2 separate regions of the Homo sapiens genome follow, and region 1 is linked to region 2. A link is an interaction called in ENCODE POLR2A ChIA-PET data of the cell type or tissue named here. Cell type or tissue: OCI-LY7. All regions are shown on one strand. Links, peaks and the distances in the headings refer to the core of each region. The heading gives the core; the rest is flanking DNA.

Evidence for each region. Peaks named below come from ENCODE experiments on the same cell type or tissue, not always from the same donor. Only the 100,000 strongest peaks of a DNase experiment are listed, where the experiment ranks them.
Region 1: POLR2A ChIA-PET joins it to region 2 with 10 read pairs; 7 of 35 experiments call an interaction of 5 or more read pairs at or near these places.

The regions. Positions count from the first base shown.
Region 1 is chr17:44,332,179-44,337,551 of GRCh38, reverse strand. No RefSeq gene overlaps it. Among named protein-coding and RNA genes, the nearest start is that of SLC25A39, 10 kb to the right of the region's middle. In OCI-LY7, for the core only: a CTCF peak has its summit at 2,587; a DNase peak (open chromatin) is centred at 2,521; H3K4me3 peaks cover 639 bases; H3K27ac peaks cover 1,778 bases.
Region 2 is chr17:44,276,161-44,281,533 of GRCh38, reverse strand. No RefSeq gene overlaps it. Among named protein-coding and RNA genes, the nearest start is that of SLC4A1, 11 kb to the right of the region's middle. RefSeq lists an enhancer at 680-1,350. In OCI-LY7, for the core only: no CTCF peak of the experiment used is centred there; no DNase peak of the experiment used is centred there.

The DNA.
Region 1 (5,373 bases), core at 53-5,052, 56 kb before region 2:
GTGAAAGCCTTAAAGTCTTTGATCTTTTTGATACATGCATAGAAGAAAACGCTGACATATGCTGCCTTCCCTCTCTGCTTTGGCTACCTAAAAGGGAAGGGCCCCCTATCCCATGATCACTTGACTTGCTTGACCTTATCAATCGCTTGGACGACTCACCCTCCTTACCCTGCCCCCCTTGTCTTGTATGCAATAGATGTCAGTGCCCCCAGCCATTCGGGGCCACTACCGGTCTCCGCGTCTTGGTGGTAGTGGTCCCCAGGGTCCAGCTGTTTTCTCTTTATCTCTTTGTCTTGTGTCTTTATTTCTTATGATCTCTCATCTCCGCACACGGGGAGAACACCTGCTAAGCCCCGTAGGGCTGGACCTTATATGTCACCCAGGCTGGAGTGCAATGGCGTGATCTCGGTTCACTGCAACCTCCGCCTCCTGGGTTCAAGTGCTTCTCCTGCCTCAGCCTCCTGAGTAGCTGAGATTACAGGCATCTGCCACCATGCCCAGCTAATTTTTGTATTTTTAGTAGAGACGGGCTTTCACCACATTGGCCAGGCTGGTCTCAAACTCCTGATCTCAGGTGATCCATCCGCCTCAGCCTCCCAAAGTGCTGAGATTACAGGCGTGAGCCATCGCACCTGGCCAGAGTCCTAATACTTTTGAACAAGGAGACCCACATTTTCATTTGCACTGGACCTCCAAACTGTGTAGCCTGTCCTGGTGCTAGACACAGGCCACTCTCAGCCTCTGTCTCTCAGATTTAAAATGCAATGCAGGGGGGCTGAGGCAGCCAGATCATTTGAGGTCAGGAGTTCGATAGCAGCCTGGCTAACATGGTGAAACCTCATCTCTACTAAAAATACAAAAATTAGCCGGGCATGGTGGCGGGCGCCTGTAATCCCAGCTACTCGGGAAGCTGAGGTGAGAGAATCAGTTGAACCCAGGAGATGGAGGTTACAGTGAGCTGAGATCACGCCACTGCACTCTAGTCTGGGCGACAGAGCAAGATTCCGTCTCAAAATAAATAAGTAAATTTTTTAAAAAAATTAGCCAGGTGTGGTGGCACACCCCTATAATCCCAGCTACTTGAGAGGCTGAGGCACTAGAATTGCTTGAACCAGGAGGCGGAGGTTGCAGTGAGGCGAGATCATGCCACCGCACTCCAGCCTGGGCAACAGAGCGAGACTCTGTCTCAAAACCAATAAATAAATTAATTAAATAAAATACAATGCAGATTGACAGGGAATTCCTTCTTCATTATAAAGATCCAATGGGATTAGAGGTAAGAAAATGCTTTGTCAACTGAGAATGCACTAAAAACAGCAGGCATTTTTCTAGTTCAAGAAGGATCTGGGACTCGGGCCAGGTCTCCAGAAGCCCTCCCAAGCTGGACACGACCCCTTGCTCCCCAGGGGCTCCATCATTCTGGACCAGCTCCCCACACGGCAGGCAGAGATAGCAGGAGCAGACAGGCTATGTCCTTTCGGAACTATTCCAACTCATGAGTGGTAGGGCTGGGGGTCCTGGGGGGAATGCTCCATATCAGGACAGAGCGTCTCCCTTTAGGCAGAAAGGGAAACCAGAGCTAGGGGTGGGGGGTTACTGGGCTATGGGGGGGTAATGAGGGAGGAGAAGCAGGAACAGCCCAGTGCCCAGGCTAGAGGCTGTGGCAGGGTATTTGGGAACAGAAGTACTGACCACAGTCAGGAGACCCATGTTCCCATCCCAGCATAAGCCGTGAACTTGCCCAGTGACAGTGGATAAGCCACTTCTCTGTTTTGTTTTTCACTCAATAACTGTTTGTTTTTTGTTTGTTTGCTTTTTAGACACAGGGTCTTACTCTGTCACCTAAGCTGGAGTACAGTGGTATGATCATGGCTCACTGCAGCCTTGAACTCCTGAGCTCAATTGATCCTCCCACTTAAGTCCCCAGAGTAGCTGGGACTACAGGTGCACACCACCGTGTCCGACTAATTTTATTTTATTTTTTGGTAGAGATGGGGTCTGGTTGTATTGCCCAAGCTGGTCTCGAACTCCTGGGCTCAAGTGATCCTCCTAAAATGCTGGGATTACAAGCGTGAGCCATGGCACTGTTTTAACAAAGTGTCATATGCAAATACTTTTTTTTTTTTTTTTTGAGACACGGTCTCGCTCACCCAGGCTGGAGTGCAGTGGCGCGATCTCAGCTCACTGCAACCTCCACCTTCCAGGTTCAAGCGATCCCCCTGCCTCAGCTTCCTAAGTAGCTGGGACCACAGGTACACACCAACACGCCTGGCTACTTTTTTGTATTTTTGGTAGAGACAGGGTTTCACTATGTTGCCCAGGCAGGTCTCAAACTCTTGAGCTCAAGCGATCCGCCTGCCTCAGCCTCCCAAAGTGCTGGGATCACAGGCATGAGCCACCGCGCCCGGCCACAAATGCATTTTAATCAAATTATAACAAAAAGCAGCACCCTTGTCCTCTCGCCTTTCCCACCCCAGACAGGCAGGTGGCAGGTGCCAGAGGACAAGAGTCAGTGCTTTTCTGCAAGCCTAGCAGACAGGCTGGGAGCAGAGCAAACGGGCCTCTTCACTGTCTGCTGAGCTTGGATTCCAGCGTGGCCTCCTGCCAGCTGGGTGACTTTGGCTTATTGTTTTGACCCTAAATGCCTTCATCTGTGAAATGGGCTCATTGGAATGCCTGTCTCCCAGGGTGCTCAGGAGGCCTGAATGAGCAAAACATCTTGTGGAGTGCCTGGCACATCACAGTTCCTCAATAAACAGTCACTTCCTCCTCTCTCACTCCTATGTTTGAATGAATTTTGACCAGCAAATTGCACTTATTCAACACAAAGAAATTCATTTTCCAATTAAACTTTACAAAATCAATGATATAAAATTTGATTTTACTAGAGTGGAAAGAAAAAAAAAAACCAAAGACAGAAACCCAGGTCCTCTAAACCCTTCCCAGCTCCTCCATGACACAGCCCCTGGGCCCACATCTGAGAACACTGTGTCCTTCCCCTGGGAGGGGTGGCTACCGGGTCAGGAAGGCCCATGGGGGGCCAGGCGCCACTTGGTGGTCTGGCCAGTGTCCTGTGTCCCTATGGGCATGGGGAGTACCCTTCACCACCCTGTTCCTTTTGCTAAGGTTGAGAATGGTTGGGGTTGTTTCACCTCTGAGTGGTCCCTGAATTGCTTGGGGACTCTAGGAGTTGGATCCTATCTGTTGTTAAGGGCAGCAGGTAGACAGTTTGGGTGGTGGCAGTGGAAGGACAGGCGGGCACTGTTGACTCTGGCTGTGAGAGCTGGGAGCAGGAGTAGAGATGGCAAGAATCAGGCCTGTGTTTCAAATGCAGAGTTCCTGTAACACTCCAGAGAATGATCTCCATTCACAGGCATATGAGATGCTAAAGTCTTATCCAGTCATTAGCTAGGATGCAGTGGTGTTGGTGTCTGAGTGCAAATCAATCAGAGCCCAGAGTTTTGCCCACCTCACCAGCTCCACTGGATGCCGATGCCAGCTCAGCTCACGGCCCTGATCCTCCCTCCCAGCCCTCCCAGCCCTGCCAGCCCACCTGAGTGCCCCTGGCCTTTCTCCAGGTGGGCCCCCTGTGAGTCAGGAGATGTCTGCTCCAACTGACTTGAATGGATTACTCAACTCCTCCAAGACTCGGTTTCCTCATCTGTAAAATGTGTACACAATAACCCCCGCTTGCCCTCCACACAGTCATGTGAGGTTCAAACGGGATGATGGATGTGAAGAGATCTTGTAAACTGGCACATTAAAAACAGGAGGAATTCTTTTTAGGACATCAAAGGGGTTCCTCTTGTTAACCCGGTGGGGACCTGTCTCTGAAGCAATAGGCCAGGGCCTAGGTGAGGAAGCTGCCCCACTCAGAGAGCTCAGAGAGGTTGGGTCAGAGTCATCTCCAGAACCCAGAGAAGGGCAGGGAGAAGTCAGCTGCACGGAGGACAGGAAGGGAGAAGGAGCGGCCCGCCCCAGGCCAGCTTTCCCTGTCATGCACTGTTGCCACACCCCTCATCTCTCAGCTTAGACCTTGGCAGCCCTAGGAAGGAAGTGGGGCCAGGAGTACTATCCTTTCAATTTTATTTTATTTTTTATTTTAATTTGGTTATTTATTTATTTTTGAGACAGAGAATCGCTCTGTTGCCCAGGTTGGAGTGCAGTGGTGTGATTTCAGCTCACTGCACCCTCTGCCTCTCAGGTTCAAGCGATTCTTGTGCCTCAGCCTCCCAAGTAGCTGGGATTACAGGTGTGCACCACCACGCCCAGCTAATTTTTGCATTTTTAGTAGAGATGGGGTTTCACCATGTTGATCAGGCTGGTCTCGAACTCCTGGCCTCAGGTGATCTGCCCACGTTGGGCTCCCAAAGTGCTGGGATTATAGGCGTGAGCCACCACACCCAGTTTTCCATTTTAAAGATGAAGAAACTGAGACCCAGGATGGAGACAAGGTCCCCTAATTCTCTGAATTAGCAGAGAAATCTGTACTCAAATACATATAAGGGGACTTTAATTCAATCTCTTCTGCTAGGATGATAGCTGGCATACTTCATTTCAGTGTTTTTAAAAGGTAGGTCCTGTTACTGTTTATTGAGATTTATATTGTGCCAGGTTCTGTATTATGCTCTTTAATCTGTAACACAATCCTTTGAGGTAGTACAATTATTATTCCCATCTTACAGTGAAATGACTAAGGCTGGGCCCTGTGGTGTAATCCTGACACTTTGGGAGGTGGATGCAGGAGGATCACATGAGCCCAGGAGTTTGAGACCATCGTGGGCAACATACTGACACCCCTTCTCTATAAAAAATAAACAAAAATTAGCTGGGCGTGGTGGTGCGTGACTGTGGTCCCAGCTACTGGTGGGGGGAGGGGGGAGAGAGCTGAGGTGGGAGGATCGCTTTAATCCAGGACGTCGAGGCTGCAGCGAGCTGTGATTGTGCCACGGCACTCCAGCCTGGGCAACAGAGTGAGAGACCCTGACTCAAAAAAATATATATATATATGTATTAGCCAGGCGAGGTGGCACGCTCCTGTAGTCCCAGCTACTTGAGAAGGTGAAGCACTAGGATCACTTGAGCTCAGGGATTCAATGCTGCAGTGAGCTATGATCACACCACTGCACTCCAGCCTGAGCAACAGTGAGGTCCCGTCTTAAAAAAAAAAAAAAAAAAAAAGGCCAGGCACGGTGGCTCACACCTGTAATCCCAGCACTTTGGGAGGCCGAGGCAGACAGATTACCTGAGGTCGGGAGTTTGAGACCAGCCTGACCAACATGAGGAAACCCTGTCTCTACTAAAAATACAAAATTAGCTGGGCGTGTACTTGGGAGGCTGAGGCAGGAGAATTGCTTGAACCCAGGAGGCAGA
Region 2 (5,373 bases), core at 206-5,205:
GGCACCAGGAACCAGGGGATTTGTAGGGGAAAAAAGACAGGGGCAAGCCAGAGGGAAGATGGGAGCTGATCGCCCACAATGCCATCCTCACCCCCTTGGGTACACCAGCCGCTGCCTTGTCATACAGACATACCCTAGGACACGCAGGCATATTGGGCACAGATGCAAGAGAGACTTTCCCTTTACCTCCACCCACCCCCCTGCTCCCCCTTCCATTGTCCAGCCCAGGCCTAGCCAGGAGTATGGGTGGTCCAGTTACTTGCTGCTGTTTTGGGTTAATGTGGATTCACAGCTGCAGTGATTCTTTTTATTTATTTATTTATTTATTTATTTATTTATTTTCAGACGGACTCTTGCTCTGCCGCCCAGGCTGGAGTGCAGTGGTGCCATCTCAGCTCACTGTAATTTCCGCCTCCTGGGTTTAAGCAATTCTCCTGCCTCAGCCTCCAGAGTAGCTGGGATTACAGGTGTGTGCCACCACGCCCGGCTAATTTTTTTGTATTTTTAGTAAAGACTGGGTTTCACCATGTTGGCCAGGCTGGTTTCGAACTCCCGACTTCAAGTGACCTGCCCACCTCAGCCTCCCAAAGTGCTAGGATTACAGGTGTGAGCCACTGCAACTGGCCCGTGATTCATATTTTAACAGTGTTTGGTTGGCTTTAAATAAAGTGCATAGCAGGGGTGGGGGAACCCCTCCTTAATGCTGGGGTTCCTTTCACACAGCCAGTGTTGTCCAGGGGAGCCCAAGTGCACCCTTCTAGACACAGCGCCTCCCTACCCTGGCTCCAAGCATCAGGGGCCCTCTGATGGCACCTGGGATGCTGCCTGGGGCTGACCCTCGACCTCTACCTTTACCCCACAGCAGAGGAGGTTGTTCTGTGGTTCCGGGTATTTCAAAGGGTCACGCCTTGGTCGGGGCTGGGGCAGTGCAGAGGCAGCTTCCCCAGCAGTGACCACAGGCAGTCAGCCTCCATCACCCTTTGTTCTGAGCCACTGTGTGCCTGCTGCCCTGAAAGCAGAGGGTGACTGAGTCACAGGTGGGTCCTCAGGACCTAGCAGAAGGGGAGGCATGCATGGCGGAGGTCCGACGGGCTTCAGGAGAGAGGAGAGGAAGGCCAGTCGTCCACGCCAGGTCCAAGTCGAAGAAGGAGTGGAAGCTGGACTGCAGAGAGGCCTGAGCTCAATTTTAAAGTGAATGAAGCTAAGGGAGTGCGCAGAGACAGGACCAGTAGGGCAGGCTGGGGACGGAGAGCAAGTTCACAGCAGGGGCCAGGTCAGAAGGAGGAACTTGAACTTTATCCTGAGGCCACATGGAACAGCTGGAAGGGTCAGAAGTGGGAGGGAGCCAGGAGTGCAGGGTCAGGGGAAGGAAGAGGGGGCCGCCGGCCATAGGTCCTCCTCCACAGGGCTCCCCAGCATAGATTCCCCCCAGACATAGGATAGGTACTCTCCCTACGCGGGTCTCACGCCCTGCAGGTTCTCTGCACCTGCATGCAGGCCCTTCCAGGCGCCCCCCTACGCCAGGCCTGCGTCCCGGCCACCTAAGCCTGAGTAGACAGAGCTGAGGTCTTCAGCCACCGACTTCAATGACGTAGTGAATCAGGGCTGGGAACCAAGGCCGTCCCCGCCCTACCCAGCCAGCCCTACAGGCCAAGGTCAGTCTTAGTCGGCTGTGGTTTCCGGTCTGCTGCTGCCCCGCCAGAGCCTGGCTCCCTCCAGCTGGTTTGACCTCAAAATCTCACCGACTGAGAAGAGCCATTTCCTGGAGAGTTTCCCCTCCCTACCCCCATCCCAAGTTTCAGTGTGTGAATCCCCAGTCCCAATCCAGCTCTGCTGCTTATGAGCTGTGTGACCTCGGGGAATTTACTTCACCTCTCTGTACCCTACTTTCTTCAAGTTTTAGGAAGATTGAGTACAGGCTGACAGTAAAGACAGCACCCCTTATTGAGGATGGTCTTTGTGATGTGTGATTAAGTCTTTTGTATGGATGAGGAAGTTGAGGGTCAGATGTTGCTAGTTGGGGAGAGCCCAGATTTCAGCCTCTCATCCTGGGCTGGGGCTTTTTCCAAGACTAAACTCTCCTTATTTATTTTTTATTTTATTTTTATTTTTTTGAGATGGAGTTTCACTCTCATCGCCCAGGCTGCAGTGCAATGGTGCAACCTTGGCTCACCGCAACCTCTGCCTCCCAGGTTTAAGCGATTCTCCTGCCTCAGTCTCCCGAGTAGCTGGGATTGCAGGTGCCTGCCACCGAGCCTAGCTAATTTTTGTATTTTAGTAGAGACAGGATTTTGCGATGTTAGCCATGCTGGTCTCAAGCTCCTGACCTCAGGTGATCCACTCGCCTTAGCCTCCAAAAATGCTGGGATTACAGGCATGAGTCACTGCGTCTAGCCTCCTTTTTTTTATTTTAATTTTTGTGGGTACATAGTAATTGTATATATTTATGGGGTACATGTAAGGGGTACATGAGGTGTTTTGACACAGGCATGCAATGTGAAATAAGCACATCATGGAGAATGGGGTATCCATCCCCTCAAGCATCTAAACACTCTTTGATGACCCTTGTGTGAGCTGGTGTTTTTGTTTTTGTTTTGAGACAAGGTCTTGCTCTGTCACCCAGGCCAGAGTGCAGTGGCATGATCATGGCTCACTGCACCCTAGACCTCCTGGGCCCAGGCGATCCTCCTGCCTCAGCCTCCTTAGTAGCTGGGACTACAGGCATGCACCACCCCACCTGGCTAATTTTTATATTTTTTTGTAGAAATGGGGTTTCACCATGTTGCCCAATCTGGTCTTAAACTCCTGGGCTCAAGCAATCCACCCGCCGGGGCCTCCCAAAGTGCTGGGCTGGGATTACAGGCATGAGCCACCATGCCCGACCGTGTGAGCAGGTGTTGAACGAATAAAGGAATAGTAACTGCTGGTTGACTTGGTCATTTTGAACCCCTGGGTCTCTGGAAACTTGTGAGCCATCTGAGGGCAGCTCTATCCACCCGTGGGCTGATTTTCACCCCTGGGGACAGAGACTAGACAGTGGGATTAGTAATGGTTAGAGGGTACCTAAAAGGATGGGAAGATGCAGGCCAGGATGGGAATTAGAGGTGACCTGGGAGGTCAGCACTACAGGGTACAGGAATGACGCTGTCAAATTTTCTCCATCAGAGGGTTCCACCCATCCTTCAAGGTGTCTCTTCCTTGAAGCCTTCCCTGACCACTTCATTCTCTTGTTTAATAATTCCTGGGACATGAGAAGCTACAGCTCAGCCCCTGTGAGCTGACTGTACCCTGTGACTGCATGTGACACAGTCTGACCATTATGCAGCATCAAATCATTTCTGGAGAGCTTGCCAATACATTAGCTCACTTAACCCTCTTAACAGCCCTGGGACGGAGGAGTTACGTGTTTATCACCTCGGTTCTAAGGTCCAGAGAAGTTTGAATGTCTTGCTCACAGGAGCATTGGCTGAGACTCAAGTTTAGGCTCCCTGGTTCCAAATCACATACATTCTGTTCATTACAGCACTTTACCTGAGGTTGAGGCTGCCTCTGCGTTCTGGGTGCTTACTTAAAACTCGAAGTTTCCTAGCAGCCAAGGTAAAAAGGGAAACCTGATGACTTAGATGGCCCTTCTCTGTCTGAAATAAAGAAACCTATCAGTTCATCTGGAGTTTCAGACAGTATCCGGTACTTACTTCCAGCAGGATTGATTTCATGGATTCTGTGTGACATCCTCACCCATTGATTTGCAGGAAGGTATTATGTTGATCCCATTAGAGGCTATAGGAATGATATTAGTGAGAACTTGGGGTGGAATTTCCCGGGGAAATTGCACTAAGAGATTCCAGGTGATTGCCTCCTGCCTTCTTTTCTTTTCTTTTTTTTTTTTTTTTAATAGAGATGGGGGTCTCCCTATGTTGTCCAGGTTGGTCTCGAACTCCTGAGCTCAAGGAATCCTGCTGCCTCAGCCTCCCAAAGTGCTGGGAATTACAGGCATGAGCCACCGCACCCAGCCATGTTTCCTGGCATCTAACTTGATCCAGGGTGCAGCTGAGACATCAGGGGAGCCAGCATGTGAAGTGGAAAGAGTTGAAAGAGTGCTGGAGCCACAGAGAGCAAGGTTCAAATCTTGGCCCTACTGCCAACTGTCCTTAGGCAAGTTATTTAATTTCTCTGAGTCTCATTTTCCCCACTTGTTAAGATGGGAACGAGAATGCATTCTCAAATCATTATTGTGGGGAGTCGTTCAATCATTCATTCAGTAAAAATGTAGAGCCCGCCTTTGCCAGGCTCTGTGCCTAGGCACTGGCGACATGACTACAGACAAGGATGGCAAAGGACCTGCCCCCATGAAGCTTATGTTCTAGAGGCAGCAATAGATCATAATAAACAAATAATTAAATAAGAAACTGTCAGCCGGGCACGGTGGCTCATGCCTGTAATCCTAGCACTTTGGGAGGCCGAGGCAGGTGGATCACAAGATCAGGAGTTCGAGACCAGCCTGGCTAATATGGTGAAACCCCGTCTCTACTAAAAATACAAAAATTAGCCAGGTGTGGTGGGGGCTGCCTGTAGTCCCAGCTACTCAGGAGGCTGAGGCAGGAGAATCACTTGAACCTGGGAGATGAAGGTTGCAGTGAGCCGAGATTGTGCCACTGCACTCCAGCCTGGGTGACAGAACAAGACTCTGTCTCAAAAAAAAAAAAGAAAGAAAGAAAGAAAGAAAGAAAGAAAGAAAGAAAGAAAGAAAGAAAGAAAGAAAGAAAGAAAGAAAGAAAGAAGGAAAGAAAGAAAAAGAAAAGAAAAGAAAGCATCAGCTGATAGGGAAAAGATAATTTAGTAGGTGATATGATGATATGATTCTGGCTGAGATTGCTAGGGGCCTTCTAATTTCCATTCTCCTCTTCTTCCAGTGTAATAGAACACAGGACTTCCCAGAATAAAAGCTACATTTCCTAGGCTCCCTTGAAGCTAAATGTAGCCATGGAACTGAGTCTGGGCCAATGGGATGTAAGCAGAAGCAACCTCTGGGAAATACCCTTAAAGAAAGGGGACACAGGCTGGGTGCAGTGGCTCACGCCTGTAATCCCAGCACTTTGGGAGGTCGAGGTGGGCAGAACACCTGAGGTCGGGAGTTCGAGACCAGCCTGACCAACATGGAGAAACCCCACCTCTACTAAAAATATAAAATTAGGCTGGGTGCAGTGGCTCACGCCTGTAATCCCAGCACTTTGGGAGGCCGAGGCAGGTGGATCATGGGGTCAGGAGTTGGAGACCAGCCTGGCCAACACGGTGAAACCCCGTCTCTACTAAAAATACAAAAATTAGCCAGGCACGGTGGTGTGTAGCCTGTGGTTCCAGCTACTTAGGAAG